Linked DNA regions of Mus musculus: regions 1, 2 and 3 are each linked to region 4. Evidence: chromatin loops called from intact Hi-C (ENCODE). Cell type or tissue: gastrocnemius. All regions are shown on one strand. Links, peaks and the distances in the headings refer to the core of each region. The heading gives the core; the rest is flanking DNA. Region 1 overlaps Ror1 (receptor tyrosine kinase-like orphan receptor 1). Region 2 has its middle 78 kb from the start of BC062258. Region 3 has its middle 68 kb from the start of Gm35701. Region 4 overlaps Ror1 (receptor tyrosine kinase-like orphan receptor 1).

What was found. Hi-C counts contacts between places; a loop is a spot of excess contacts. Peaks named below come from ENCODE experiments on the same cell type or tissue, not always from the same donor. Only the 100,000 strongest peaks of a DNase experiment are listed, where the experiment ranks them.
Region 1: it touches region 4 in a loop (4-fold over the local background); 19 of 42 quality-filtered maps call a loop at or near these places.
Region 2: a loop joins it to region 4, with 5 times the contacts of the local background. A loop is called at or near these places in 5 of 42 quality-filtered maps.
Region 3: it touches region 4 in a loop (7-fold over the local background); 21 of 42 quality-filtered maps call a loop at or near these places.

What each region holds. Positions count from the first base shown.
Region 1 is chr4:100,209,922-100,217,850 of GRCm38, forward strand. All of the region lies in intron 1 of Ror1 (receptor tyrosine kinase-like orphan receptor 1), which reads left to right. Among named protein-coding and RNA genes, the nearest start is that of Gm12701, 94 kb to the left of the region's middle. In gastrocnemius, for the core only: a CTCF peak has its summit at 4,548 (motif pointing right); DNase peaks (open chromatin) are centred at 4,574, 5,192 and 6,033.
Region 2 is chr4:100,003,668-100,011,596 of GRCm38, forward strand. No RefSeq gene overlaps it. Among named protein-coding and RNA genes, the nearest start is that of BC062258, 78 kb to the left of the region's middle. In gastrocnemius, for the core only: a CTCF peak has its summit at 4,847 (motif pointing right); DNase peaks (open chromatin) are centred at 4,872 and 5,737.
Region 3 is chr4:100,023,754-100,031,682 of GRCm38, forward strand. No RefSeq gene overlaps it. Among named protein-coding and RNA genes, the nearest start is that of Gm35701, 68 kb to the right of the region's middle. In gastrocnemius, for the core only: a CTCF peak has its summit at 5,074 (motif pointing right); a DNase peak (open chromatin) is centred at 5,074; H3K27ac peaks cover 407 bases.
Region 4 is chr4:100,404,841-100,412,769 of GRCm38, forward strand. Ror1 (receptor tyrosine kinase-like orphan receptor 1) reads left to right here. Exons shown (of 9, transcript NM_013845.5): 5 at 2,973-3,100; 6 at 4,874-5,191; 7 at 7,055-7,300. Among named protein-coding and RNA genes, the nearest start is that of Gm35760, 15 kb to the left of the region's middle. In gastrocnemius, for the core only: a CTCF peak has its summit at 2,907 (motif pointing left); DNase peaks (open chromatin) are centred at 2,512 and 2,893; H3K4me3 peaks cover 427 bases; H3K27ac peaks cover 2,055 bases.

The DNA.
Region 1 (7,929 bases), core at 2,025-7,024, 190 kb before region 4:
GAGAAGTGGGGGGGTGGGGGGGTGAGCACATGGAATGTGAAAGAGAAACAGATTTGGGAGCAGCTGCCAGGATGGATCAATGTGGCTGAAAGATGACATGAGCAGGAAGGAGAATAGCTAAAATAGTCTTCCTTTTAAACGATATCACAATGGTATCTAACTCATTATATGCCTTTAAAATAAAAGTATATACAAAATATTTTGGAAATACATGGTCAAAATTATCAGACTTTAGTAGCTCTTACTTTCTTTTTTTAGTATAGCTGAACAACCAGAACCCTGAAATAAACCTAGGATTCAGGATGGTGGGACCAGAAGGGAAATCACTTTATTAACACAGGATTTTTAGTCCAGATAAATAATAAGTGTAGTTTCAGTCCAGCCACACAGAGAGAGATGATTCCCAACACTGAGAGTTCAGATCGCCTGGCTGGGTGTCTTTGTGGCTTGAGCTCCCTGGAAGAGATGCTGCCAAGAGGAGAAAGAAAGCAGGATGCCCATGCCTGGGTGCTGAATTCAAACTGACTTCTCTAAAGTCAGAGTGATGGAGAGATAGAGGGATAGAGGGATGGAGGGAGGAAGTGAGAGGTGGAGCGAATAAGTGAGGGAAGGTGGAAGGGATGGGAGGGAGGAGGGAGAGGAGGAGGAGTAGGAGGGAGGTAAGGAGGGAGGGATGGGTAGATGCATAGATCGAGGGATGGAGGAAGGAAAGGAGGAAGTGAGGAAGATGAGGGAGGGAGAGGAGGAGGAAGGGAAGGAGGGGTGGATGGAGGGATAGAAGGATGGAGGAAAGAAGGAAGGGAGGTGGGGAGAGAGGGAGGGAAGAAAGGAGAGAGTAAAAGAGAAACTGAAAACTCAGAAATCTCTTTGTAGATAGTAAAGATACCTTTGCATGACTTTTAAGGCTTTTAAAAGTTTAGTCAACAAATCTTTTTTTTTTTTTTCCAGATTGCTCTATTGCTTTGGTCAAGCACCAAATATTTTGTTCATATAGGACCCTCAAGGTCCTCCTCTCTCCTTGACAAAGGGCAATTTCTCTCAAAGGTCAGTTTAGAAGTGATCGATACAGTCAACCTTTAGAGGAAACATTGGCTGAAATCTGCCCTGGCTCCTCCCCTCTCGCTCTTCATTTGTCCTAGGTGGACTTGATTTCTTCCCAGTGTTGCTTCTGTACAACAGGGCTGATGAGCACATTTTGAGATGAAGGAACCCAGCTTGGGAGAACAGCTGGATCTAAGTGAGCCTCTGCAGGTTGCTAAGCATCGTGGAGGTGGGGTGGGGGGCAGTGTTTTCACAGTGAGAACTGGACCAGAATGCCCCCTCCCCTTCACCAGGTGCAAGAGAGTGGCTATCTCATTTAGTCCCCATGTGAACATCTTCTTTTAAAAAGATGAGGACATAGAGTGTCTGAGGGCTGAGTGGTATGCCCACATCTTCATTAAACTAACAAGTGGCAAAGTCAGACTTTAAATCCCGTTTTGATTCTGACACCACATTTCTGAGTACTGGTACAGTCATTCCTGCACAGCTTCCAGTCTGAGGCAGAAGCGGGACAAACGCTGCTAGTTGGTGTGCAGGGTGAAGTGGATAGCAGAGGGTGTGGTGTGTGAGGAGTGTTTCCTCCTGGCACTTGTTACTTAGTAGAACTGAAGATACTAAGCACCCTGTAATGTGCTAGTGAGTGAGTCAGTCATACCCAGGGAAGGATTATGCCTTAATGGCATTGTTTGGTAAGAAACAGTATGGGATCCCTCTCTATGAGACATGTGTTCTTCTAGGAATCTGATTCTGTTCTGCACACTCGTTCTCTGGGGGAACATCCTAGAATGGTGGGGTTGTTTTTATCCCCAGTCTATTCCTAACCTCCACCACTAGAAGAAGCTCCCCCACCCCCATTTTCCTTGCCCTGATGTGCTGAGATGTTCACGTGAGAGGCTCTCAGAAACCTTCTTTCAGGAGGAACAATAACTTCAACCTGATCCCTGTGATCTGGACACCATTGTGGTGGGAAGGGGAGAAGAAGAGCTTTGTGGGGGCCCCGATACTTCTGTGGGTGCAGAAGCAACTGGCATATAATTGCAAAAAGGGTTGAAAGGAGTAAGGGAGGAGAGGAGGAGATTTGTCGGGACGGGGCGGGGGGGGGGGAGTACTGCAGCGTGGTAATTGGAGATAGTAGATGGCAACCCCCAGTGAAGCTGGGAAGAAAAGACTGTGTGCTTCACAAACACAGGACGGAAGGGGTTTCATGTTTAATGTAAATACACCTGCCGTTTGTTCTCCAAAGCACTGGTTCCAGGTTTTGAGATAAAATAGCATTTTGAACATTGTGCCAGTGGAATTTGTCTTTCTGTGCCCAGGCACTGCTGTTCACTTTGTTCTCAGCAGAAACTAGAGAAGGGAGAGAGCCCTGACTGGCTCCAAGGTCTTACCCCAGCCAGCATTGCTACATCCACCGAGTCTCAGTCTGGATCTCCCCCCTTCCCCCCCCCCCCCCCAGACAGGGTTTCTCTGTATATATAGCCCTGACTGTCCTGGAACTCACTCTGTAGACCAGGCTGGCCTCAAACTCAGAAATTCACCTGCCTCTGCCTCCCAAGTGCTAGGATTAAAGGCATGAGCCACCACTGCCTGGTGTTACATCCTTTTTGTTTGTTTGTTTGTTGGTTGGTTGGTTGGTTGGTTGGTTGGTTGCTTGGATCCCTTGACATTGCCCAGCAGACAGTCACCCTTGTGGCCAACCCTGATCATGTCACCCCCTGCTTCTACGCTTACCACTGTGTTATAAACAGAGGCAGAAACCCTTACTTCTCTTACAGAAGTCCCCACTGCTTTTTGCCTTATGCCCATCCATCTATCAGATGCTCATCCCTGGGTGGTCATTGCACTGGCAGCCCCCAACCGAGCGAGCCTGTACTGGTCCCCTGCCTGCAGAGCCTCCTCCTCCTCAGTTCCCTTCAGCCTCAGTTCTGTCCATAGTTGGTGCCCTATGTTATTTCTTTAGGGTGCTTTCTCTGAATCTAGCCCACCAGTCAGAGATACTGACCCTCTCTTACACTGCTCTTGGTACCCCATGTCCTCCCTTTGTGGCTTTTGTCCCTGATTATAAGGATGAATTTGTATACTTATTTGATTGATCTCTGTGAACTCTACCAGTTCAGTGGCTCTGAACCTTCCTAATTCTGTGTCTATTTAATACAGTTCCCCATGTTATGGTGACCCCCAACCATAAAATTGCTTTCATTGCTACTTCATAACTGTAATTTTGCTACTGTTATGATCATGATGTAAATACTTACATACTTATGGAGACAGAGTTTTGTCAAAGGGTCATGACCCCACAGGTTGAGTACCATTGTTATATTGTGGGGGTCATTCAGGCTAAGTTGGCTTTGTAGTGATGTTGGTATTGCCACAAGCCTGATACTTAGAAGGTACAAGTGTTTGCTGAGTGAAAAACTGAAGAACATATCTTAGTTAAAACACCTAAGCAAATGAGATGGGGAAAAAATTCTACAGTTATAATTCTACAATTGAACAAACTCTATTTTTGATTTTTTAGTGTATACTTTTAAGTTTTTATTCATTCTATTAAAATAAAATGGCTTCTCATTTAATTGTATTAGACACATGATTGAATATCCACCAATTGTATTTAACTTCCAATCATTTTTTTAAAAATTAACTTGTGTCTCTAGCTGCATATATAACAGAAGATGGCCTAGTCGGCCATCATTGAGAAAAGAGGCCCCTTGGTCTTGCAAACTTTATATGCCCCAGTACAAGGGAATGCCAGGGCCAAGAAGTGGGAGTGGGTGGGTAGGGGAGCAGCGGGGGGTGGGGGGAAGGTATAGGGAACTTTCGGGATAGCATCTGAAATGTAAATAAAGAAAATATCTAATAAAAAAAGAATCAAAAAATTTAACTTTTTGTAGTGAGACCTCCCCCCCCCCAACATGATTATATGATATGTTATTTCATGGAAACTGATGCAGAAATGACATCGTGTCACCTTAGTGAGTCAACATCTTACATAGCCAAAACGAGTACATGCCACAAAATCAAGGTTGAACGTACAGGCAAATGGAACCATGTGGCAAAGGATTTCTAGACCATGCGGGGAGCGTGCTGGCCACAGGAAATGGCTGTGGCTGGAAGTGGGGAATGTGGCAGGCTGTTAGAGTTGCTACCTGCTCCTGGTCAAAGCAGGCCTCTTGTGTGGAATGCCACCATGGCTCTGGGACATGGGCAAGAAAAATGGTTGCCCTGGGATTCTCTAGAACCCTCTTGGGCTTGTAACAGGGTACTGACGGAGGGTGTGTTTTTCCTTGCTTCATGCCGAGGCAGTAAGGAGAAGTCACTTGGGACCCACAGTGCTGTGGAAGAGGGTGTGATCAGTCAAGTTGATCACACTAATTCAGCCTTTAGCAGACAGCACAAAACAGTGACTCTGTAATGCAGATCCCCCACAGCACCTTCTGATGGAATGACCCTGAATGACTTAGGTACTGCTTGGTTTACCACAAAGGCAAGGAAGGAGGGCTAGGAAGGGTAGCCACAAGGGGGCACTAAACCAGAGCCAGAGGCACAGAGTAGGGCTGGTTCCTGACCTTTGTCACTGTTTCCTGCTCTCTGCTGAAGAAAGGTCCCTTCAAAGGTCCAGATGACAGCAGGCTGATTGTATTTCAGCCACCCCACACTGCGTGCTTGCTCTGAGCGGACACCTTTTGCTGCAGAATCCAGGAGCAGTGAGGTCATTACCACTTTCATCCCTGATTTATACACTAACTCCTTGAGACACGAGGAGGGTGGAAAACAGGATTTGAACGCAGATCTGTGTGAGCCCAAATCCTGTGCTTTCCCAACCACTACTGATGAGGAATCTCAGTAGGTTCTTAAGAAGGAGCACGCTCCTCTCCGGAGGGTTTGTGACCCAAGAGTATGAAGAGAAACAAGGCGAGCTCTGTGTTCCCACTTGGGGAAAGTTAATATTTCACTGCTCTCGAGAATTTAGGAGCTTGGTTAAAAACTCACTATTAAACAGGGATTTTCTTTAATTCCTTTTGTTTAAAGATTTTCTTGTGAAACACTCTATGTACTGTGCCTCCCTCTGAGACGTCAGTGGTGCCAGACCGTTAGGGAGTTTGTGTAAATAGAGAGACGGCCAAATGCTGCCCACACAAGTCGTGAGGCATGAGGCTGAGTGTGTGAAATGGTTTCACAGGCAGCCAGGGCTCAGAGAGTGTCCTGGGACCTCACCTGCTTCCCAGGATCTGAGGACAGGGCCGTGCAGGCCTAAGGATAAAGATCCAAAAATTGTCTGACTGTTCATTGGGAAAAGGCGAAGTCTGATAAGGAGATGCAACCGTTTAGTCTTGAAAGGTCAATATTAATTATTGTTAATGCATATCTGGATTTCTTTTCTTATTTTCAAACTGACACTTCTTACAAAAAACAGGAATATCTAGAGAGTAAATAATGGGACAAGAATGCTTTGAAACATTTTTGAAATGATGGTTCAGTGCCTGGGGTCAAAGTGTAGAGCTGGTTTTCTTCATGTATTAAGAAAATACATAATTTTTAAAAAAATTAACATTGTTTTGGGCAGGACTGTATTATATTTACATGTTGAAAAATGCTTTTTTGTTTTTTTACAACTAATAGGAGCTTAGCATTGTGAATAAGGAGCAAAGAGAGCCGGTGTGGATGAATGCCCTCTTTCTTTAGTTGCAGAATTTAATAGCTGCCACTGAGAACGTTTTCTTTTAATCAGAGAAAAAAATTATTTTGTCCTTGACATTTATGCCAAAAGCCAGCCTAGAGAGTATGTTTTATAGCCAGTGCTGGATTACCCTAAAGGTAGAATTTTCCTATGTACAATATTCACTGAGTAGATTTGATTGCGTTAGATAACCGATCTATTAGAGAATCTTTCCAGTAGTTCCCCAAAGATGAAGATGCCTGGTGACAGGAGGATCACAGGTAAGTGCTCACATGCTTCCTGACTCTGTGACCTTGAGTGACCAGTACTGAGTCTGTTTCTTGATACAGGAGGAGATCTTATGTGCCAGCACCGTCATGCTGTCATAATGATTAATGTGGCTAAACATTTAACATAGTCCTTGGCAATTATTGAGTAGTCACTAAGTATTTGTGATACAGAAATGATACAATAACTTAAAACTTGCCCCAGAGAATGCTTCCTTTGTGATCTGGTGAGCCCTAAGAATGTAGAGAAAATGAGATGGCTCAATCTTCTAGAACAACTGCTAAATCTAAGTTTAGCAGAGGCAAACGAAGCTTAAGACACTGCATGCGGAGGTTGTTAGAGAGGCTCTGCTACTTTATTAAATGCCACGGGGAAACTGTCTGTCACCTCTTAGCTTTCTTTCCTCTATTTGTACATGCTATCAGCACATGCTACATATGTTTAGGCATTAATGGGCAATCTCAAAGAAATACATGATATAGATAGACCCTGACCTGATGGAAGTTTTTAGTATATTTGCAAAATTAAATAGACAAAAATTAAATATCAAAATAACATCTAGCTGCCAAATAAGGGGAGTATTGGCGGGAGGTAGAGACCCCCAGCACACCTGGGGTTGCAGCATTGGCAGTGGGGAGGGAACCTGCATCCTATGACAGAGCAATGGAAAGCTTCCTGCTTGTCAGGGTGAAGTCAAGGAGGAAGCTGGCTTTGATGGGAACGAGCAAGGCAAAGGCAAGGAGAGGTGGTTAGCAAGAGAAGCTCATTAAGATCTAAGGCTCTCTTTGAACCTAAAGTGTCTGTCTTTGTGGACTGATCAAGCTTGTCTGTCAGGCCCTTGTCCACCACCATGATTCATTAGCCTGTCTCCCTTATCATCATATCAAAAGTAAGACAAGAGGCAGACACAGATAGGAGGAAGTACTTTGCTTCTTGCTACTATGCCAAACATAGTTTACATACCACAGCCAGTGACCTGTCAACCCACCTCTCCTGGACACTTAATCATTTCCCTGGAATCCTCTGGAATAATTTCTCTATGCGTTAGTATATGCTTCGGAGTGTAGTCTTCTTCCTTCCCTTCAACTAGCCGACCTTCTCACGGAGTTCCAAGGTGGCCCAGGCTATGTATGACCTCTTAAAGTCAAAGTGCACCAGCATGAATTCAGCTCCTCCACACCCTGTTAATAGGGCACTTAGTACAGGCCCGGCGCTTGGTATCTGTCTGGCACTATTCTCTATTTTTTTCCATGTATAAATTCAGCTAACTCTCCAGAGGAAAGAAACAGTAGGAACAAGGGGAGACTTTATGAACGTACCAATTTATTAGATAATTTATCTTCAGTTCCTCCTATAAATATTTATTGAAGACTACTGTATGCCAGGCACCAGGACTCAGTCCTGGCAGAATTCCTGAGTAGACAATCAAAGACTGAAGCAATTCAGTAATCATAACCAAGCAGCCAGTATGGATATTTTATCAGCATCTCACATTCTGAATTGACTACTCAACACACCTTGTGTTCATGAGAGCAGTACTATATTCAATTTGGATGCACAAGAGGCTCTCCTGAGAATCATGCAGTGATGCCTTATCTGGGTTGGCTGTGCTATGGTAGAGCTCGAGAGTCTGCATTTCTAACATGTTCTCTGGGGGTGGTGATGCTGTATTCTCATGTGAGCCCTTGGAGTGTCAAGGTGTAAGGGAACCAATGAATGACAAAGGCAACCCAAGGACAATTGCAAGAAGAGATGGTAGCTTGCACACCACAAAGGCAGCAGGCCTCAGCTTAGCAGGGTCCTCACAGTCACCCTCACCACCTTACGTACCCAGTGACTGGTTCATCGAAGCCCAGTGGCACTCCCAGCATTCCTTCAAGGAGCAGTGCCAGCTGTCTCCTTTAGAATGTGATTTATGCGGTATAGCAGAGACAAGTGGTAGA
Region 2 (7,929 bases), core at 1,808-6,807, 400 kb before region 4:
AGATATCAGGAGTGATTTCTTTTCCCTTAAATTATCCTTCTCTCATCCATTATATAACCTCAGTTTCCCCTCCATCCAGTCCTCCCACCCACCCTTTACCTCCCCTCTCCCCCAGATCCACTCTTCCCCCTATTTCCCTTCAGAAAATAGCAGACCTCCAGGTATATTGGGCATAACAAGATACAGTAAAACTAGGCACAAACCCTCACACCCAGCTTTTTGTAAATTGGGAACTGACTGGCTCTCGTTGAAAGCTCATGGCAGTGAAGCTGCCATGATCCTTACTCTCATTTCAAATGAAAAGGCAGAGGCACAAAAGCTTAGGCAACCTGCTCAAGGTTATACTGAGCATAGGTGACTATGCCCTGCTCATGAATATGGGTCTCATGTAGCCCAGGCTGGCCTGGGATGATGACTTTGAATCCCAGGTGCTGGCATTGCAGGTGGGCACTGCCCCACCTAGTTTAACATGGGGCTGACACTCAGGGCTTTCTATGTAGTTAGCGCTCTACCAACTGAGCTACCTCCCCAGCCGATCTTGTTCCTACTCTAAGCTAATTCTCAGATTTCTCAGTCATCATTTGAAGCATAAATGAACAGGGGACTGAAACACTTTTCTGACCTCCTAACCTATTTCCTCTTCTTCCAGGTTTCACCATCACTTTCTTCACTCATATTTAATTTACCCACACCTTTGTGCTGTAATAATTAGTTCCAATGCCAGGAGTCATTCTAGGGATGTAGAGGAAAACAGATTAAATATGGCTGGAAATGATATACTTCACATTGCTATTAGGTCATAAAGCCTTTTTTCCCCACTTCATGCTGAGGTATTTTTCTCTTGTAAAACTTAACTTGTGAACAAAATGTTCCAGATAGTTTAGCTAAGTCCTGGCTTGCTTGCCATTGGCACATAGAGCTTGAGTCACAGACTGGGACAAGTCCTGATTAATGTGGTTAATTTTTTTTCTGTCAGTTATATAATGTGTCTGATGTGACCAATCCTAAGCATATGAACATGTGTCCCCTGTGTTTCAAGTGGGTCTTATTCTTAAAGACTTGTTTTTATTTCACAGGCATGCATGTCTACCTGTATTGCATGTGTGCCTGGTGTGCACCTAGGCCAGAAGAGGGCACTGGGTCCGTTAGAATTGAGCTGTCACAGGGATGATGGGAACAGGATCCAGGTCCTCTGCAAGAGCAGCAAGTACTCTGAACTGCTGAGCCAGCCCAAAGTGGGTCTTATTCTTGTCACGGCCTGCTTGGGGAACGACCTTGTAACTCTGCATGTTAAAACCACACAGGTAGAAGTATCATGCTACATGAGTTTGCTCATGCTCCATAAGAGAACTTTTCAGCCTTCTATCCTTATTTTCCTTAAAAGGAAACTGAGGTTCGGAGAGGCTGTGTGACTTGTGGGTCTGACTGGCAGGCAGGCAGTCGAATCTAGAGCTCCTTTTCAAAAACAGAGATACAATCATATATCAAGAAAAGTCAGCCCTTTAAAATGTAGAGTTTATTATAGTCACAAGTGGTGGGCACGCGTCCACTCTTACCCAGTTCAGGATCACTTTCTTCACTGTCACAACAAACATGGCGTCTCTTAGCCGTCACTCTCCGCTCTTAGCAGGGCAGGGCTCCTGGGGTTCACAAAGCTACTTCCATCCCTACTACGGGTTTGTCTCTGATGGACATTTCATATAATCAAGGTTTAAACATCTGACTTCTGTGGCTGTACAGCTCTTATTTTAATAAAGCTAGGGCTCTAGACTTTGGGCTCCCCCAAGAGGAAGCAGGTTTGTTGGAGTCCAAATGGAATTCCTATCTATGGTGGTGGAGCCTGCATTTCAAAACTGAGTGCTTCTTTGTCAAAGATCAGGTGACCATAGGTGTATGGGTTTAATTCTGGGTCTTCTTGGGAAGACCAGCAGTCTCAACCTGGACCCCTGGGATCTCTCAGACACTAAGCCACCAACCAGGCTGTACACACTAGCTGATCTGAGTCCCCCAACATGAATACAGCAGAGGACTGCCAGGTCTGGCCTCAGTGAGAGTAGATGCACATAACCCTTGAGAGACTTGAAGCACCGGGGAGTGGGGAGGCCTGTCAGGGTGGTGGGGTTGGAGGTGGGGACATCCTCTTGGAGAAAGGGGGAAGGAGGAATGGGATGAGGAACTGTGGGAGAGCAGACCAGGAAGGGAGTAAGGACTGGGCTGTTAAAAAAAAGTAATAAAAACTAAATAATATATCATCATAGCAAATAACAGTATAAAAATTGTGTGCAATAGTTAGAGGCTGCTCTGTCTGCAGTGAGCAATGGAAGCCTTTAGTTCACTGGCCATCTCAATGTACCCCTAGAGACAAACCCATGTTTATAAAGACATTTTCTGCCAAAGTCCAGGCCAGGGCAAACACTTGTAACCTATGACCTTTAATTGGCAAAGGATGTATTCTTTTATTTAGATAATTCAGTGTTTCTGAACATATTCATTCAGTGTTTTATTCCTTATTTCAGTACTGCTGAAGTGCCCTGTTGTGTGTGGATGTCAAGTAATAGGAGGAAAATCCTCAGATACATTTTGGACCTTGTCTCCCTCTCCCACATGACTGTTAACCATTTGAGCATCATGGCCATCTGAGGCTGGAAGACTTTGCCAAGGAGCTAACTGCAGCATCAGCCACACACTTAACTCTCATCTTCTTTCTGTTTCCTCCTTGTCTTTGGTCCATGAAGACATCTCATACTTTCCTGCAAGTTCTATTGTGCTCAAAATGGCTTTACTCTGGTCTTCTGTATGTGTGTGGCGCTGGGGACTAAGCCCAAGGTCCGTGTATACTCAGAAAGTGCAGTTACTGTAGTTTTTTGGGTGTTTCTGTGTAATCCCTAGGTAGGAAGGAGATGGTTGATTTGAACTAGAATCTGAAGTTCTCTCTGCTTCCATGCTCCCTCCATTCCAGTCTTGTAATAGCCAGTACGGTCTTTGTTTGTCTGTGTTGAGACAGAGGGTCACTATGAATTTGTAGTCCTGGGTGGCCTGGAATTCACCGTGTAAGATCATGTTGGCCTAACCTTGACACAATCTGTCTGCCTCTGCCTAGCAAAAGTTGTGTTTAAAGATGTACAAGGTCACACCTGTGTGGTCTTTTTTTTTTTTTTTTTTCAATCTTTGTTTTCTTCTTGTATAATAACCCTTCACAGAACTCTGTCACTGTTGTTTTGTCAGGCGACAAGTATAGCCCATCTTTACCAGTTTCTCTTCTGCGGTCCGCCTGCTTTGTCTTGGTGGAGACTCCTCCCCAAGTCTTATGATCCCAAGACTATCGTCAGCCACAGCACCCACGTTTTCCTGCCTTTACTCTCAATCATACACAAGTCAGAGGGGTGGAGCATGGCTCAGGTTAGACCTCGTCCCTTTTGATGACCCACCACACACATTGGCTCATCAGGTATGTACATGAACCAAAGAGTGCCATACTTTGTCCTTCATTTTTATCCTCCCATTTTGAGATAGCAGGATAAATCTCTTTTCCTTTTGGATCATACTTAGATTGTAAAGATAGAGGCCTGGCAAATATCAGTGACAGTTTTCTTACCAGACCAACAGAATCTGTTAATGAAAGAGAGAATAAGTCTAACTAAGAAACAGAGAGACAGTGTTGGAGAGATGGCTCAGCAGTTAAGATTGCTTGCTGCTCTTGCAGAGGAACTGAGTTCTCTTCCCAGCACAACACAGGGCAGCTCAAAACCACCTGCAACTCCAGAATCAGGGGATGCCAGAGATCAGATACCTTCTGACCTCTGATGGCATCTATTCACACATGCACGTGCATTTACATACTAAACAGAAAAAGAAATACAGAAACAAATGGAGACAATTAATTAGTAGAAAAAGAAAGTCTTAGTGGCACTATCTAAGCTCCTGGATCTAGCCTTGCTTGAAGTTTGAACACCAGAATTTAGAGTTATAGAAATCAGTGCATTATTTTTTGAGCTAAAACTATTTTGTGATGAGTTTTTGTTACATGTTTTTAAAAAAGACTTAATCATGGTAGGGCAAGGCCCTCTGTGAACTCCGTATTATCTTATCTCTTTTCCTGTTTTTTCAATGATCAACCGTACAAATCTTCTCCAGTTCTTGTGCTGAGCCAGGATCCCCGTGTCAGAGCCTTCACACTATCCGATCTTCCACTCACCCTGTGACCGTGTGACTAAGTGTCTGGATATAGGTCATGTTCTTACTGAAGGCTTCCCAAGCTGTCTGACTGTGCAGGGTCTCCCCTCCCCCATGGTGATTCCTACTTGAGCTTTTCCCCATGAGCCCACCACAATCAAGATGAACAAAGCCCTCCACAGTGAGACTGTTTCTTGTTTATAGTCCATCTTCTCCACTCAGCTATGAGCTTCAGGAACTTAGAAGTCATTTATCCAGGAAGCGGTAGGTGAAACGGGGTCTCAAGCTGCCCTAGAACCTACCTTAGGTTGGCCATGATCTCTCCCTGACTGCTAGAATTACACAGATGACGACTCACTGTGCCTGCTGACAACTACTTAACTTAGCTTCACCTCAGCCATGCTGCAATGCGTTTAGCATGTAACAGCGCATCATAGGAAACAGGGGTTCTGTTGATATTTGTCAGTTGAAAACAAAAAGAATGAATATCTGACTTGGACGTTTTTGGTTTCCATGAGATTTGCTAGCCCGTGGATAAACACAGGCAGTGCTGATCACAGTGTCACCACAGAAATCTCCATAAAAAGAAGAGAGCAGCCTCTTGCCTCACTCATCTAGTCCTGGGCTTTCTGCTGATTTCTGTCTGCATACCAGAGTGGCCCTTGCTCCCAGGAGATGGCAGTGTTGTATAGCCTCTGGTTTGCCCAGGCTCTTAAACAAGACTCCAGCCCTGGGAGCTATCCGGTTGGAGCTGGACTTTGCCCTTTGCAGCCCTGGAACACCAGTGAAGGCTCTCAGAACAGAACTGTGTGTGTGTTCAAAAGAGCAGAGCCTTTGTTCCAGAGACAGACGTGTCCAACTCCAACACAAGCAAAGTCCTGATTGATTCATCTGCTTTTCTGTGTGGTTTGAGGACTCCATCTATCTGAGGGTAGCTCAAAAGTGCCCCCACCCCCTACCTCTGGCCCCAGCTTGTCTCAGAAGACAAGGGTCAGATCATGGAGTTGCTACCTCTGGGGGCCGTGGAAGATTCTCCCTACTCGTAATTTCTAATTTCTGCCTGAGATGTGGAAGTTGCTACAGTGAGTATAGACTGAACCAATTACCCTCACATGTGGTCTTGGATCAGTCACCTAAGATGTGACCTTGGGCAAGCTCCTTGTTCCACCCCCACTCCCCAATATTAACACTGCCTGCTTTGCAGATATGTGATTACGTAAGTACTCCCCCCCCTCCCCACACCACTACCACACGCATAAGGATGAGGGTGTGAGGAAAAATCCACAAAGTTTTTGCTAGAAAAATTTTAAAACCAACCTTCTTCCTAGCCACTTCTTTTATCCCCAGTGTGACTGTAAAACCAGATTACCAAGTGCCTGTGGTCATTGGACCACATCCCAGTCAGGTAAGCCATGTCACCAGCCCGGCCCACAAGGCGGCTCCGGCTGTTCCCCAGGGTGGAGACCAGGTGCTTCTGGGATCCTGGTTTCACCCGTCCCAGAGGCCTTGGCTCCTTTTCAGTGCATTTCTGCCTTCTGTGGCAGAGCATCTGGGCTGTCGTGCTGGAAGCATTTTGGCCTCGTCTTGGGCCCTTATCTCAGAGCTGTGTGAACCCCATTCCTGCCATGTCAGAACCCATTAGAGAGCCCTCTGCTGAGGCTTTTGAAGGAATAATCTGCCTATAGAGGGAAGGGGCTGTGCCAAACCAGGCCAGATGGAGTAAGTAATGAAGGCCCCAGATTAATCTTGCTTGTCTCTTCTTTCCCACACGAAGGCTCAACCCTAGCGCTTGGCAGTCTCAAGACAAATTACACTTGTCAGCTTCAAAGAGTAAGTTCCCTTCCAAGCCAGATTGTTTGTGTTCTCTCTCTCTCTCTCTCTCTCTCTCTCTCTCTCTCTCTCTCTCTCTCTCTCTCTCCATCTTCTCTCCTGAAACAAGCACTGGAGTTAAAATATGCCTAGGAAAAGTGATATTTTTCCATGGCTCTAAAAAAGGCTTCTTTTGGGCATTTACACTGTGTTCAACATTGAGGCCTCACATATACTCCACGTCCATTCTCATTAGATCCCTAATATACGATGAGTGCAATAGCCCCATTTTACAGATTAGGAAAGTGAGGTTTAGAGACAATGCCTGGGTCAAGGACATACAGCTAGTGAGTTGAGAACAAAACTCATAGCTAGAGCATGAACACATTCCCGTCTCTGCAGTTAATTTCTCTGAAATCTTGACCTCCAGGGAAGCCAAGAATGTAGCCTCTTCTTTTCTTCATTGTTAAAAATTCTCTTGGAATCATGGGCTAAGGTAAGGATTAGGTTTCCAGAAATACATATGCCAAGGAACATTCTAAAAACAACTCCTTGGTCATTAAGATATTTAGAAAGAATAGAGCCATTGATTCCCTCATAGACGCAAAAGTCATGTGAGCAGCAGAGAGATCCTCAAAGTACAGCCAGGTGTGATGGCTCATGATGTGACCCCAACACCAAGGAGGCTGGGCGGGAAATTTGTGTATGAGTGTGAGTTTAGCCTGGGCAACACCATGAGATACTTTCAGAACAAATGCAATTGCCAGGGGTGCTCAAGCAAAGAAATTCAGTGAACCCCGTCATATTCACTGGTCCCCCCAAGACCTGCAGCCCAGTCACGTTCCTTTAGGCATACCCAGGAGCGTCCACGGAAGGAGCCGTCATAGCCAGTCTGAGAGCCTTGCCTTGCACAGTCCTGTGTTTGGATTGTGCAAACACACAAGCAGTGCTTGGGAGTCCGTAAAATGCAGTCTGTGTGTGTGAGACCCCTATATTCCTAAGTGACTAAGAGAAGCCTGGCTCTCATCTAGAGAATAAATAAACTAAAGTTAGGAGGCCAGGTAGCACATCAGGCAGGCATGCATCTTTCAGATGCCCAGTTTCTGAGCAGCATCAATGTAGGTATTGTGCACCTGGTGGGCTAAATTAGAAGGGCTGGACATGCTTTTCCTTTGCTCAAACAGTTCTGGTCCCACACCTAGGTACAAGCATTGCAGGGACCAGACTGCCATCTTGAAGCTGTATACAAGTCTACCTAAATGGTTCCTGGTCATTCTTCACCAGGAAAGAAGTACTTCTGGGAGCCATTGCTTTCACTTTCAGGTTATCAGTACTGAGCTCTACCCAGCAGCCCCCACACTTTCCAGGCCTTTGCACTGAACCCAGTCCTAGCAGCCACACTCCTTACCACATGCTCACCACACCCCAGCCTCCCTCCCTGGCCCTATTTTCCACTTCACACTAGTGCCTCCCACTGGCTGAGTCCCAGCAGAATCCAGTGGACAGAGGGGCCCAAGGGCTGTCTGTGAAGAAGCCTTAGGATGCAGAGCCAATCAGAAACAGAGAAATTGGGCATCAGAATGTGTAGGCAGATGAGAGCCCAAAAGCCTGGCGCCGTGTGAATTAGGGTATGGACAGTGTTCCTTACAGACGGAACAGGAGATGGAGGTGAAGGGTGGGGGCCTTAGACCTTAGGTTTGGCCCCAAACTGGCCTTCGCATGATTCTAGCATGCCTAGCTAATGTGTTCCAGCAGCACATAGGAGCCTGGTTGTGGGCAGACCCCAGTGCCTTTCACGACTCACTCCACACATACATTTATACCATCTCCCCATTATTTGTTCTTTTCCTGGAAGTCTCTAATGGTTCCAAAGACCTTAGTTTCTTAGAGACTAAAAAGTAAAGGATTTATACAAACCCAAGGGAGAGCTGAGTATAGCTTTAGTTC
Region 3 (7,929 bases), core at 1,985-6,984, 380 kb before region 4:
TATCATTTCTCATGCTCAGAACAACTTCCCTCCTTCTCTCTCTTCATACAGATTCTACTTTTCCCCTCATTGTCTTTGAAGTTTTTTCTTATTGTATCATCCTAAATAAATACACCCTAACTTAGACTAAGAGACTGAGGTAACGTGTTTGCCTCACAGGCATGGAAACCTAAGTTTGAATCTCCAGAAATTACCACTCAGGCACGAGGACAGGTTTTTGAATTTCCAGAACTCACATGGAATCTGTGGTACACACTTGTAATCTCGGTGCTTCAGGAAGAGAGACCAAGAGCATCCTTGGGGCTTCCTGCCAGCAACTCTACCAGAACTTGTTAGCTCCAGGCTTTGTGGAGGATACTGTCTCAAAAGTAAGGGAGAAAAAATTAGAAACCTACTGCTCTAGAAACTTCCTGAAATAATATATATATATATATATATATATATATATATATATATATGTATATGTATATGTATATATATATATATATATATGGAGAGTTATTAATTTTTTAATGGTTTTAAAAGCCACGTAAAAGCCTTAAATAGATTGCCATATTTTATGCTTTTTTCTGTCTGCTTGTGAATGTGCATGATCTCGGGGACCTACAGGATGCCTGTTTAATAGCTGTTGGATCAAGAGTCTTCACTGGTTTACCCACTTCCCTCAGTTGTCAAGAAACAAAGGAGTCAGGAAGCTTTTCAGGAAATCTTTGAGGGCTCCATGGAGTCTGAGTCTCCATGTGCTGGCTTATTCTGAGGCTCCAGCAAGACTCTCCTTCTGGGTCCTGGGATTCTTTGCATCTTTGAGGCTCTTGCCAGGTCATTTTGGCAGCAAAAGCTCTTCCAACGTCTGGGGAAGGCAAGGAGGAAGGCAGTTGTAGAAATCATGTCTGATAATGTATTCATCTGAGCCCAGATTTCTATCAGGGTCTCTCTTTCTGAAGGACAGGGGGCTGAGGACCAAACCCAGGACCCAAGTATGTTAGGAAAGTATACTTGATAACATTGAGCTACCATCAGGGTCTCTAGAAGCCAGAACTAAGGATACAGAAGGATGGGGTCACCAGAGTGAGCCCCAAAGCAGCAGGTAAAAGGATGCAGGAAGTGGCCAATCAGGAAGCTGAGGTAGGCACGGGGCTGAGACATCACTGAGTTCAAAAGTAATGAAATAGGTAATAGTCCCGTTCCTAACATGAGAGATGCCATATACAACTTCATCCCATTAGGGAAACTCTGGGAGCTAATACCTTAGAATAAACCTGCCCGAGGAGTAAAGGAATCACCCATGGGGGCTGCCTATCAAATATAGGACTTGTCTATCTTACCTAATCTACATGCAGGGCTGCTTCCTTCCACTGAGGAAGAGGTGAGAAGTGTGTCTCTTTGTACATGCCTGTAATCCCAGTCACTTAGAAGACTGAGGTAGGAAAAGCAGTAACTCCCAAGGCCTGTTTGGGCCTCGGTGTGTTTGAGGCTAGCCTGTTAACTTAGTAAGATCCTGAATCAAATTAAAACAAACAAACAAAAATACTGGGGCTGTAACTCAGTGGTAAAATGCTTGCCTGAGATACACAAGACCCTGAATTCAATTTGCATCACCACAGAATTGGGGTGGAGGGAAAATTGGGAAAGAAAATGAAAAGGGAAATGGAGAAGGAGGGACTTACGGTAAAGAGAGCCAGTGCTGAAAGGCTGAGAGTCTTTGGAACCAGTTCACCCTGCAGTGGAGAGGAAGACTTGGGGTGAGTTTGGGGGTGGGGTGGATGCAGCAGTCTCTGCTACCATTGCAGTGATGCCAGACCTAGCAAAGACCTCAATGATAGCAACTATAGCAGGTTTGTATTTTTCCATTAAGGCTTGATAGGTAGCCTATCTGTGCTGTGCAATGCTAGGGCACCCAAGTGCAGACTCTGTACTGTTGGCCTTCAGCAATGACTGTAACACAACTTGGATTCCAGGCTTGGGAGTACGCTGTCAAGAAGCTGAAGAAAGCACTCGAAATTTCCAGAACAAGTTGAAACTGGATAGGTGATAAAATACTCATCAAGGGCCATAATATTTTCTTTTACAGTAACCCAGGAGATACTACCAAGTTGATCCAAATAAAAAGCAGTCCTTCCTTTCCAAACTAAGCAATTTGTTGTGTGATTCAACTGCTTACCAAATTAGAGTTGGATGTCAGAAGGAGTAAGGGGGTGATAAGATTAGAAAAGAATGAAGCAGTTGAAAAAAAGAAAGAAAGAAAGAAAGAAAGAAAGAAAGAAAGAAAGAAAGGAAGGAAGGAAGGAAGGAAGGAAGGAAGAAAGAAAGAAAGAAAGAAAGAAAGAAAGAAAGAAAGAAAGAGAGAAAGTATGAGAGAAAGAAAGAGAGAAAAGCAAAGGAAGAAAGGAAGGAAGGAAGGAATGAAGGAAGGAAGGAAGGAAGGAAAAAAGAAAGAAAGGAAGGAAGGAAGGAAGAAAGAAAGAAAGAAAGAAAGAAAGAAAGAAAGAAAGAAAGAAAGAAGGAAAGGAAAGAAAGTAAGGAAGGAAAGTAGATCTGTGGGCTCCACATGCCATGCTGATACAGTGTAGCATTGACCACATGGTTAGGAAACCTGGACTAGATTCTATCTTTAATTTCATCATTCACCAGCTGGTCTTGGACATTTGCTAAATTCTCAGCCTTAGTCTTCATATTTCTGCAGGGAACTGAATCCCTTCTGAAGGCTTTGTGTGTGAGAGAGTAGGTTGAAAGAATGGATGTAATGATGTCTCATGTTGTGGGCCAGTAGCAAAGCTGAGTACCTCCAAGCTCATTCTCCATCAAGGACTCCAGCCTGGGGACTCAGGATCCTCAGTATCTTGTATAATAAATAGCACAGATGAGACTCAAAGGAAACAATGCACAATTGAATAGAATAACTCACTCATTAACGTCTCCCTTTCTACCCAAGATATAGTGGCTTGCTTCCAGAGTTTTAAGCATTGAGAGTTTGTTTGAAAATTAACAACTAACTAACTAACTAACTAACTAACTAACTAAGAGTTAGTCTAGAGACAATTTTACTCATCTCACCTTCTTTCCAGCTATGGACAACTTTACTTAATGTTTTGAATCATATGAATACAATACTGTTTCTGTAGGTGGAAATGGTGACATATTAGTAGTTTCACAGGTTCCAACCATAGTCTAGTTGGCTTTATTTTCTTCACTGTGTTGATGAAACCGTGAGGTTTGAGATGGTAAGGCAGCCTGGATCTCAGAGACTTTTCACAGTGGGATGTACTCAGGAACCTCTCAGGGCATTGTTAAAATGCAGATTTGGACTTAGTGGATATGAGAAGAGGCAGATAATTGCTTTTTCTGGAGCCTCCAGGTAGCTCCTGATGGTCAGTGGACCAAGCACTCTGAGTGGCTGATTTAGGTTTGGTTGGCCCTGAAAGGGCTGCTAGAGTTGCCATACCAAACAAGAATTCTGTGCTTTATTAAAAAGGAGATTTTTGGCTGGACATGGTGGCTCACATTTATAATTCCCCCCAGAAGCTATTTGAGTCAAGGTGACAGAGTAAGAACCCACCTGAGAAGAACTCCACGAAACAAACCCCAAACAAACAAAAGGGCAAAACCAAGACAAAACAACCCAGACAATGAATATTGAAAATCAGTTTTCCTCTTGTCTGACTTTGGGGATGCCCACCATGCACTGAGCATGTGCAAGGCACCATCTATCAACCAGAAGACATCTCCAGCTTCATTTTCTTTGGTCCCTTCTCTTCTTTCTTCTGTCCCCTTCTTTCTTCTCCCCTCCCTCACTTTCTTCTCTCTCTCTCTCTCTCTCTCTCTCTCTCTCTCTCTCTCTCTCTCTCTCTCTCTCTCTCTTTCCTGGCATCTCCCTTTCTGTTGGCTGATATTACATTTATTATTATTATTATTATTATTATTATTATTATTATTATTATTATATAAAGTACAGAAATAGTCTCTGGTTTCATTAAGGTAACAGGTGAACTAACTAGAAGTCACAGATACCAGAAAATCTGGGAATACAGGTGAGACCTCAGATGGTTCCCCAAGGCTCTGAGAATGGAACCTTCTTGTTGTCTCCCAGCCTCCTGCCCTTGGCGCTGGGGATTGAACCAGGGGCAGCCCACATGCTAAGCAAGCACTCTTCCACTCAGCTACACCCCTAGTTCAGGTTGCTTCCCTTTTGTTGGAGACTTGTCTACTCCAGCCAAGCCCTCTCTCTGCCCAACCCCATAACTGCTGCTATAAAACCATTTAATGATTTCTCCATTTCCATAGGAGCCCAAGTCTACGGCAAGGGTTTCAGGTGACTGATCTTGGGTTTTATACATGGCCTGTAGCTTCCAGGAGGCCAGAAGAAGGAGGCAAACCCAGAGCAGGCATTCCCAGCAGAACATGCACGGCTGCTGGATTGCCACAGCTACGCGCAACTTAGTTTCCCTTCTTCAGCTTTCTAGAAGAAGAAGGAAAAGAAAAAAAAAGGAAAAAAAAAAAGAAAAAGAAAAAGAATTCAACCACCCTGCAATTACTGAGAACCTCAAAGAAAGAAATGAAAAGTATAGCCATTAGCTTGAAAGTCTAATGACCCCAATCTAAACAGTGCCAGGCATTTTATTCTGCTCACTTGTAGGAGAAAGGCATTGCTTTTATTTTAAAATCTGTTAGCAAGAACATTGAGTTATGTTCTACATCTCCTTCCCTTTAAAAAACAATTCTAAAGATGAAAAATGCAAACTATGTTTTTTTCTGCTAGCTTACTCATACCTGTAGCTGGTGACCATTAATTGAGCACCTGCTATAATTCAAGACCTGTGACCTACAACAGTAAACAAATATAAACAGGTGTGATTATGACTTAGTGACTATAAGAACTACAGAAGAGTTCATCTAAAGGGTTCTGAAACAGAAGAGAGCTTTTTACTTCAGGGAGCCAATTGTATCTGCCTCTGCTCGTCAAATTCTGACAAACAAAAACATTTTTTTTTAGCCCCCAAACTCTTGATGTTTTCAAAGCCAAAGACCCAACCTTAGCTTTAGAAAGCAGATCAGCTGCCATTGCTACCAGTAGAGGGCGGCAACATGACAGTTCAGAGTTGGTCCTTGTGGCTGAAAGCCTACAGGAAGTATGCTTAACTTCCCTTATTTATGCAGGAGCTGGAAAAATAAAGACAGCAGTAAAAATCTTTCCCCCTTTCTCTTGTAGAAACCTGCCTCAAGGCTTTATGGTCTGTTCGCAGGTTCTTATATCATATACTAAAAAGAAATCAGGTCCAATGTAAAACCTGTGAGATTTCAGCAAAACTAACAAGTGTTTGGGAATTAAAACAAAACTGAAAAAACACAAAAATGTTCACCGGTGTTAAGACATAATATGTCTTTGTGGAACAATTGATCTTCAGGATTTGTAAGGCAATTACTTGGTGGTATTCTAGAAAGCCAGGAGCCTCCAATGCAGCAACCCACCGGCTAGCAAAATAGAAATGGCAGGCTTTGAGCACGTGGTAATGAACAGCCCGATGCTTTGGTCCTGGGATGTGCTTTATAAGATGTGAAAAGCAAATGACCTCTACACAGTGAATCGAGGCTTTCGACTTATACAACCGTCTCCATACTCCAGAGAGCTCATGGACACTTTCACATATTAAGCTGGAAGATGACTTTTAGATTTGACAGAGATCGCTGGTGGCTTTTGAAAGGAAACTATGACAACCCTCAGGGGGAAACATAGATGGTGCATGTTCAGGAGTCTATAAGCAGGAGGAATAGTGCTCTGATATCTTTGGAGTAAGTTAGGTGGTGAAGTGCTGTGGTCTGAATGTTTTGTCCCATCAAGCTAATACGCTGAAATCCTAATCACCAAGGTTATGGTGGCATTTGAAAGTGGATCTTTGAAGAAGTAATCAGGCCATAGGCGTGACATTAGTGTCATAGACAAGAAGCCAGAGAGATACTTCTTAGCCCCTGTACGATGTGAGAACACAGAAAGAAGATATTGTCTGTGGGTCAGCGATCTCTGTCAAATCTAAAAGTCATCTTCCAGCTTAATATCCCCCAACAGCCAGCATGTGACCAATCTCTTCCCTCAGTCATCTTTGCCCAGGGTTTCCAGGTCCTTCTGACCCCTGAATCTCTGTTACTTCCGTGGAAGCATGCCTCCATAGTCTAGTCTCAGTCAACTGTTTGCTTGCTCGCCTGCTCAGAACGGAGTCTCGCTATATAGCCCAGGCTGTTACCAAATCTAGATTTCCCAGTTTCCAAATACACGTGAAACAAATTTCTGTTGTCTATAATCTACTCAGTTTATGTAGTTTTCTTATGGCAACCTGAATCTACTAAGACACAGAGAGTATAAACATCAGTTGCCTTAGAGAGATTCAGGATTGGTAAAGTTAAGGTGAGAAGCTTTTCATTCAAAAGGGCACATCAATGGAACGCCAGGAAAACACGGACCCCCATCTGTACCCCTTATATGTCTCGAGAGACTTGGGGGATTAACAGGAAAGATAGTTTGTCACAACTGTTCAACTCACGGAGGAGACCTGTATTTACAAAAAGAAGAGAGATAAATGCATGATTTTAGGCACAAGACATTCGATAGAAAGCAGGTGCAAAATACTAGGGGCATACGTCGAGTTCCCAGGTGGAGGACTTATGTCCGGTGGTGTGATGGAGAAAGCAAGAGCGAAGATAGCACAGACAAGCCAAAGATATACCAGAAGGAAGCTGAAAGGCCTCTGGATGGCCCGCCTTTCTCAGAACAAAAAGAGATAGGTTTGCTAACCTTGCCATGGAGATGGGGGTGGGGTGGGGCGTGGTATTCAGTGCATTGCTCATGCTCCATGGGCCAAACTTCAGTCACAGAAACATTCCTGGAGAGCATCATCAAGTTGTATGCAGTCCGCCTGCCTCCTTGGTGTTTAGCATGATGTCTAGGGTACAGTAGATGCCTGGCAAACTGTTGAGGAAATGCCTAGATGAAAATGGTCCCATTTTCCACTACCACTATTATCTTTACTGGTACCCTCCTCGAGGTTCAAAGATGACTTAGACCTAGTATCCTAGAGGTGAGCTAAAGGTCGAGCTCGTGTTTAGAGCTGTTCTTACAAATGTGTATGTGCTTCAGGGATCTATTTTTTCTGTACCTCTATATTTTGCTACCTGGGTTAAGCTGAAAGTCTGTGGTTAGTGAACCTGGCAGAGTGATGCTGACTTGCTTTCAGTGAGATAAGGATCAGGGTCTCTCTTCCAAAGCTCAGGGCTATAGGAAGTTGAGCTTATCAGCCAACAAGCACATTAACCAACTACAATTTCCAATCAAATAGGAGATACCCTGCCCTGCATTCTGTGAACCAGACCTCCACCTGAGTTCTTTAGCCTCCTGCTGAACTAACTAGTTCCAAGTTGAATGGACAAGTTACTGGCTGAGCTAACCAGTCTTCAGATATTAAGTAGTTCCCGAAGTACTACAGATTCAAGTGTGCGCTACAGACGATACTTAAAGGTCGGGTAGGATTCATCTGTGTGATTTTTATTATGGTTCTTTTAATGGATAACGTGAGCTTGGGAAGGAAAGCTGGTGAGGTAGGTCAGAAATCCCCCGAAGGGCAAACAAAGTGCTTCTTATCACACTGGCAAAGCCAGCCAGGATGCAGAGCATGACGGCAGGGAATGCCAGGGATATTTTTATAAACAACTCCAGAGCTATCAACAATGCAGGGCCAGGGCAGAGATTCCCATATATGCAGATGATATTTCTTGAATAACAGTGCTTGGGAAAGGGAGAGGGTGCCAACAAGCCGAAGAAGGAAGAGGGAAGCAGAGGCAGGCAGTTGTAAAATAACTCAGTGCCGAGGCTAATGTCTCTGGCTCGTTCAGGCTGGCCTGGGGAAGCAGAGGCAGACAGGGTGGCAGGGTCCTGGGTAGAAG
Region 4 (7,929 bases), core at 1,019-6,018:
CTGCCATGAGGGTGCTGGGAACTGAACCAGGCTCCTCTGGAAGAACTGCTGCTGTTGTTGTTGTTGTTGTTATATGTGTGGTGTACTTGGGTAGGCATGCTACCACATTTCTGTTGTTAGAGGACAACATTGTGATATCAGCTTTCTTCTTCTACTTACATGGTGGAGACAGGGAGTTTCCAAGGGTTGACAGAGCTCAGATGGTCCAGCCTGTAGGTAGCAGCTTTAGCAGTTGAGCCATCTCAAGTGTTTCTGCAGAAAGCCTAACATACAGCCAAGGCTGAAAGTTGCTCAGATGCAATGCATACTCACTTGCTTGTTTTGGGTTTGGGGTTTTTTTGTTTTGTTTTGTTTTTGTTTTTTCTTTCGTTAAGAAATCTCTGTCCCAGAGAGAGTGGTCAAAATTGCAGAAGTTCTGGGCATAATAATAAAAATAAAATCCAGTACACCTGCAACTGTGAACAGGTGATTGGAAATGGGCAGCCAACCAGTTGAATCTCACTTTAGTTTGAAAAAGAAGAAATATTTAGTACTTTTAGGAGTCTTGAACTTGAAAAGTGGTAAGAAGTTTAGCTTAAGCCTCACTCATAAACTATAGGAACTCCCAGTGGGTTAGAGATTTATATCTGGGGGTAGTTCCAAGATTTTGTCCTCCCAAGAGATATAAATGAAAACCTTAAGAGTTTAACATAGGGAGGGAAAACTTTTCTCACAAAGATGCTTTAAACATCCTGGCTCCACTAATGTGGGGGAACAGGAGAGCAAGGCCTGGGGTAGCAGGGACAGTGTGCGTCAGGGCAGACCCTGGTCTCTACTTCGGTTTCCAGAAAGCAACTTGAGGTCATCCAGAGCCTTCTTTTCCCTATAGGTTTATGGTATTCGTTACCCAATAAAAGTTGGGTTAATTTTACAACCCAGGTAAGATTTAAGCCAAAAAAGGGCTTCCATCATTACTGTAGGATTTCTGACAGTAAACACGTAGGGTGCGTGAGGGGCTGGGCAGCTCTGGAGTCACAGGTCTTCCTGTCAGGCAAACGGTACGCTCCTTTGTTATGGGTTTGAAGTTTCCAAGGCTTTGCTCTACAAACTATTTCAGGATGAACCTAAGACGTTCAGTTCATCTTCATCTTCAAGTCTAGGGACTTGGTGTAGGAAGCTGCAGAAAATGAGAATCCTGTCTCATGGCTTTTCACTCCTTTGGCGGCTACCCTCAGCCTGCTAGTCTCATAGGAATAGGAAACCTGTAGGTAGCAAAACCTAGCTACATAGCTCTGCTCATGGCCATAGTGAAAGAGAGAGAGTGGGGGGGGGGGGGAGGAAGAAAGAAGGAAGAAAGAGAGAGTGAAGGAAAAAAAGGAAGGAAGAGAGAGAGAAGGAAAGGAAGGAAGGAAGGAAGGAAGGAAGGAAGGAAGGAAGGAAGGAAGGAAGGAAGGAAGGAAGGAAGGAAGGAAGGAAGAGAGAGAAGGAAGGAAAGAGAAACAAACAGAAAAGAAAAATTAAGCACTTAGCAAATGTCTTCCTTTTGAATGAGTGTCCTCTAAGTTTGCCATAAATACATTAGTGACAGCTATGTGCTATCTCTGCAGTCTCAAGGGACTTCTCTAGCAGCCAGTCATGGTAGCTCCCAGCCACTTGAGAGACTGTGGTAGAACTAGTACACCTTCAAAGTGAGGTTGGACAACATATAAAGACCAGTCATAAACAAAATCAATGTGTCTGGGGTCATAGCTCAGTGGCAAGTACTCATTTGGCTTGTATGAGGCCCTAGTTCCATCTCCAGCACTGCTAAATTAACACACAAACAAATAATAAGCTTTTATATTATTTGATGGGGTCATATAGCTTATACCTATAGGGCAAAGAGGCCAGTTATAGCCTGTTTTAAAGGCAAAGGACCATGATGCACAGGTCTTGGCCAGCCTGCCTAGAGAGCACAAGAAGAATATTTTGGTACCCTGTCTTCTAACTTAGAAGTCAAGAAAGGCAAATGGGTGATACGTGGAGACGGGTGTTGACATCAGCCAGAGGGGAAGAACTGGGGTAAAGGTGAACTCACAGATGTAGCAGGCAGTCTTCAGGGGAGCCTACATCTGTTGTTCTACCCTCTGGCTCTGCCCTGTGTCTTGTGCATCCCCATTGAGGAGTGGGATGTCCGTCTTGGATCCTGGTCTCCTGTCCTATGACTTGTGGCACTACAGCTTTCTTGTCATTGCCTGGCGTCCCCTGTCTTCAAGATAAAATCACTTCCCTTGTTCACTTATTATTTTAATTTAAAAGTAGCAAAAATCTTATGGCCTTTTTTTTTTTTAAAGTTTTAACGGTCAGAGAGAGGTAAAGTGTCTGTTGATGCTTGCTTCGGAGTTCTTTGGAGTGGCTGGTCTCCAGTCTTTTGGTCTGTGGCTTGCTCTGGCTTCTTGAAGATAGACAGGACAAGTTGTACCCAGTGAGGAGCCAGGAAACCCTCCCATCCTCCCTCCTAGCCATACTAGCTTCCTACCCTGTGGATCTCCTAATTGACATGTCAGTTGGTGTGGATCTTGTGGCTAATGTGCGCACGCCTTTGTAGCAAATGGAGCAGAAATAATCTGCACTTAGAAAAACAAAACAAAACAAAACTGTAGCGCATGTGCCCAGATTTCCAGCTTGCTTCCTCTTCCCTCACAGGGCTACATCATCTTCCAGCACACCACCAGCTGCAAAAATAAAAGTTCTTTCCCATATTTAAGGATGATTTTTGCGCTTCAGGATGATTTTCTGGGGGTGTAGGAAACTTGACCAACGTGACCAACAGATGTTTTAAGGGATGTTTGAAAACTGAATTTATAAAAAAAAAAAAAAAAAGTCTGTAAATGTAGTCTTCATTATATGGTGCCCAACTGCGCCCCCTTGTGACCATTTAGAGCATTGCAAAGCCAGAGTGAGTAGTGTGTGAGGGTAGTTCTGTTCTAAGAATCATTGTGCTTTGTTTTTAGAGATGAGTATGAAGAAGATGGATTCTGTCAGCCGTACCGAGGCATTGCATGTGCACGATTTATTGGCAACCGCACTGTGTATATGGAGTCTTTGCATATGCAGGGGGAAATAGAAAATCAGATCACAGGTAGGTAACATCAAAGAAGTGATACTTAGCCTTCCTTAACTATTTTTTTTTCTTGCCAGGAGTTTTTCTGGGCTTCTTTCCTGACAGAGAATTAGGCTAAGCTTAGGGTTGGGAGTGGGACCATAAAGAGGCATAAGATGTGATCTCTGTGCTCTGGAATTTACATTAAAATAATTTATTAGAGGTTAGCCTTGGAGGAAAAGGAAGCTTCGAGAAGTCTCACATTCGTGCAAACACTCAATAAATATTCCTGAGTGCTTTCGGTACCCTGGGACCAGACTGGACACTCGGGACTATGAGGGCGTGAAGGAGCCAGGTGTGTCTCTACCCTCACAGAGCTTGCGTTTGGAGGCAGCATGGTGTAGACTAGAACAAACAAGGACTAGAACATTGATCCCAGAGCTGTTGTTACAGAGACAACATCAAGAGACTTGCTGTTCTCCATGAGCCCCAAAGTGAAACACTTCCTAACAAGACTGGGGGGAGGGGCAGGCCATCATGCACCACTTTGACTTGAAGATTTTAGGAGACATATGGACCAATCCAGGACAGAAATATGGGAGAGAGAAAGGGCCAGAAACTCTGTTCTCTGAGCAACTTGACAGAACTGAGAAGCAGCTGAGGGGAACTGTTGAACCAAAACATGGACAGGAAGTGGAGTGGCTTTTGCTGAAGCCCTCAGGGGTGGGGGGCTGCGGGGGTGGAGGTTGAAAACAAGAGTAGACACAGGCTGGACAGAGAGGGGCCACTGAGCCCAGGGTTTCTACCCAGTATAAGAGCGTTTGGACACACTTTAAAATAAGGATACACATTAAATAAATGGCATTCTGATATAAATATTTGGTAAACAATGTATAATAGCCCTCTCTTGCACATGTTCCATGGGTATCAGCTTGCTGGAAAGTATTATAGTTCCATTTTGTTTTTGGAAAACTCATTTCATTCTTTTTGACCCAACGTTTCCCAGACTTGTTAGCCTCTGTGGCCCTTCTCAGAAGCCCTTGATAAACTGTGGGATTAATGGTCCCAAGGAACTCAGTTTGTGAAACAATGTAACCAGCCTCTTGGGGGGCCTACAGGGCTGGTGCACTTCTGGGATAGATGCCCTGCAGTGTAAGATTTGGCTAACAGACCCTGAGATCCCACAACACATACTGGGACAATGCCCTGTGCAGTGTGAGGTTAGGCTAACAGACCCCAAGATATGGAGATGCACACTGGGACAACTGAACTGTGGTCTTCTGGTGTATCGCGTCATTTTCCAAAGATGGAATAGACAGTATTCAAGGCACGATGAAACGAAGCAAATGATACAAAGCCACCCAACAACTCTTGCCATCAGGCAACGCAGTGCTATGTTCCGCTCAACCCTGCCTGAAACAAGCTCTGACCTTGGGCTGTCAGATGTCTTAGAGCCTCAGAAAATTAATTAAAAAAAAAAGAAAAAGAAAAAAGTACAGGGTGAAACACTCTCTCTGTAGAGAGAAAAAAACAAAGAAAAATATATTGTACTTTAACCCAATTAATTCTTTTTATTAGGAAATGGTACATATGTAATTCAATCCTGTTTTTCTAACTTTGTAGTCAAAATGATTTTTTCAAGCCCGTGAAAGTGAGATGCTTAGACATCTGAAATGAATCTCCTTCCCTTGGCCTTGTGGGCTTCAGCCCAGCAGATTCCCTGCAGTGTATTTCTCCCTGGTATCTGTTGACTGGATCACGGCAGAGATAAACCCTGGCCCCTGGGAGTTAATAGCTCTGTTTGTTTTTCAGCTGCCTTCACCATGATTGGCACCTCCAGCCATTTATCTGATAAGTGCTCTCAGTTCGCCATCCCTTCCTTGTGCCACTACGCCTTCCCGTACTGTGACGAAACCTCATCTGTCCCAAAGCCCCGTGACTTGTGTCGTGATGAATGTGAAGTGCTGGAGAATGTCCTGTGTCAGACAGAGTACATTTTTGCCAGATCAAATCCCATGATTTTGATGAGGCTGAAGTTACCAAACTGTGAGGATCTCCCCCAGCCAGAGAGCCCGGAAGCTGCAAACTGCATACGGATTGGCATTCCCATGGCGGATCCTATAAATAAAAGTAAGTGGTGAAACCTGGCCCTGACACACAGTAACTGTTCATACTGGGACAACGACAGCACCCACTGACCACTGACCTTCTAGTGAGCCGTATACCGTGCCTGAGCATTCTGCGGTAGATTAGATAGAATTGCCTCAACGAAACTTCATGGAAAGAGAATTAAAAAAAAAAAAATACAGGATTTTTTTTTAATAACTTAAACACAGAATTACTAAATGTCCCAGCAATTCCACTCCTGAACCTATAACTAAAAGAATTAGAAACAGGTCTTCAAATGGAAATTCAGATAAAAATAATCACAATGCCGGCTGGCGAGATTATCAGCAGTTAACAGCACTTACTGTTCTTCCAGAAGACCCAGGTTCAGTTCCCAGCACCCACCTGGCAGCTCACAACTGTCTTTAAGTCCAGTTGGGGGATCCAATGCCCTCTTCTGGATGCATAGGCACCAGCATGAATGCAATGCACACATATACATACAGGCAAAGCACACAAATACATAAAAATAAAAATAAATTGGTTTTAAGAATGTTTGTGGTAGAACTATCCACAAAAGGGGCTGGGGGTGTATGTATCTCAGTTGGTAGAATGTTTGGAGGGCATGCACAGAGCCCTGGGTTCATTCCCAGAATCACATAAACTGAGTGATGTATATCTGTAATCCCAGCACTCAAGATGGGGCCATGAGGATTATCAGTTCAAAGCCATCCTTCCCTACATTGTGAGTTTGTGAGTTCAGGACCAGCCTGGGATAGTAGAGACCTTGTCCCAAAATAAGTGGCTTGGTTGGGTTTGTTTATTTGTTTGTTTTTAATAAAACAAATGATGGTATGTCCACGTATTGAAATATCATCAATGAAAGGAATGAAAAGCAGACATATGCCACAACTGGGTGAAACTTGGAAATATAACGCTAACACAAGAAACCACTGCATGATCCCAGTTCTATGAAGTGTCCAGAATGGACAGATTCATTGAGACATGAAGTATATTTGAGGTTCTGAGGCTGTGGTGGTGGGAGGGACTGTCTGATGGATGTGGAGTTCACTTTGAAGATAACAGGAGTGTTATAGAAAGGAATGAAGCTGTATAGCCCTGGGAAGGTATCAGGTGTGCTCATATCAGGTGTGCACATGTTTCATGTTGTGTGGGCTAGACCATACTTGGTAAATACACATGAAGGTGTGTCCCTGTCTCTGTCCTGTCCCCGCTCCAGACAGCAGGTTGTCCCTCTGCCTGTTTGCCGTTCATCTAGAATTAATTCTCTTTGGTAGTTAATGCCACTTGTGGAGTTAGTGTATAACATTTCTATCTTACCCTGTGGCCAGCTGAAGGACCATGTAAGAGAGCCTGCTTTCTCATGGGTGGCCCACGTCATCAGCACAAACAACCCAATTCCCACTTGAAACACAGGCTGCCCCTAGTAGACTTCCCATAAGTTATCTCTAGACACCCCCAGTTGGAATAGAAGAAAAAGTTTGCCTTGAATCCTCCTTGAACCACTAACTTCTGACCCATGAAAAATCCCTCCTGTGCCCCAGCTGCCTCCCCAATCCCATTTCTTCTTGTATTCCCCAGTTAGAAACACTGCAGAAAGTCATTTTATTCCTGAAGCATAAGCTTTAAATCCTCCCAGGAATATAAGTACAAGGCAGGCCCTGAGTCCAAGCCCAGCATACAGATCCCCTCCCTTCCCCCCCCCCAGCCCCCCACCCCCACCCCTGCACTAATCTGCCTGGAGAAAGACCTTCCAGGTGCTTAGCCTGCCCCACCCCGCCCCTCCCCACACCCAAACTGTTGCTAGGAAGGACAAATCCCCTTCTGTTTCTTACTAGCACTCTGGACTTCTTTTATGTTTTTTAGATCACAAATGCTACAATAGCACGGGTGTAGACTACCGGGGAACCGTCAGTGTGACCAAGTCTGGACGCCAGTGCCAGCCATGGAATTCTCAGTACCCACACACACACAGCTTCACTGCTCTGCGCTTTCCGGAGCTCAACGGAGGCCACTCCTACTGCCGCAACCCTGGCAACCAGAAGGAAGCTCCCTGGTGCTTTACCTTGGATGAAAACTTTAAGTCTGACCTGTGTGACATCCCAGCATGTGGTAAATAGAAGTTATTGGCTCTAATGTATTCAGTCACCTTTCAAATATCCAGGTCCCCACGTAGAAGGCCTAGGACGGTGGATTCTATTGATCATGGTCTCTCGAGCAGAAACTATCTCCATCATACATAAGCCTAGCTGTCTGACAGTTCCTGACAGGCACCAGTGCCTCCCTCAAGGAGCACCTGTAGTCACTGCACAGCGGTGCTCTGCTGTGTGTGTTGCCGGCTCTCCAGAGGCACAGGGCTAGACAACCAATCACAGTCATTCCTGTAGAAAAGAGCCTTTTCCCCAGGAAGTCCATAGACACAGAAACTGTCTTGGCACACAGGTTTATTGGAAGCAATGAGCAAACTGTTCTGTCTCACTGGAATCACCCAGGAAGCAAAATGAATTTGCAATCGTTGCTCAGTGACCGAGGCCAGTCTACTAAATTGTGATCTTTGTCTCAGCTACTAACGATGCAGAAAAGTATGGATGTCTGGGAGGAAAATGGAGTTGCTGTCAGTTTGTTCATGTCTACTGGATGGTTATAAAGTATGAGAGAGGATGGAAATGTTGGTGAGAAAACCCTAGAGCTTGCAGCTATTTTGGAGCTGATTCAACTTTATAGTCCATGTGCAGGTGGAC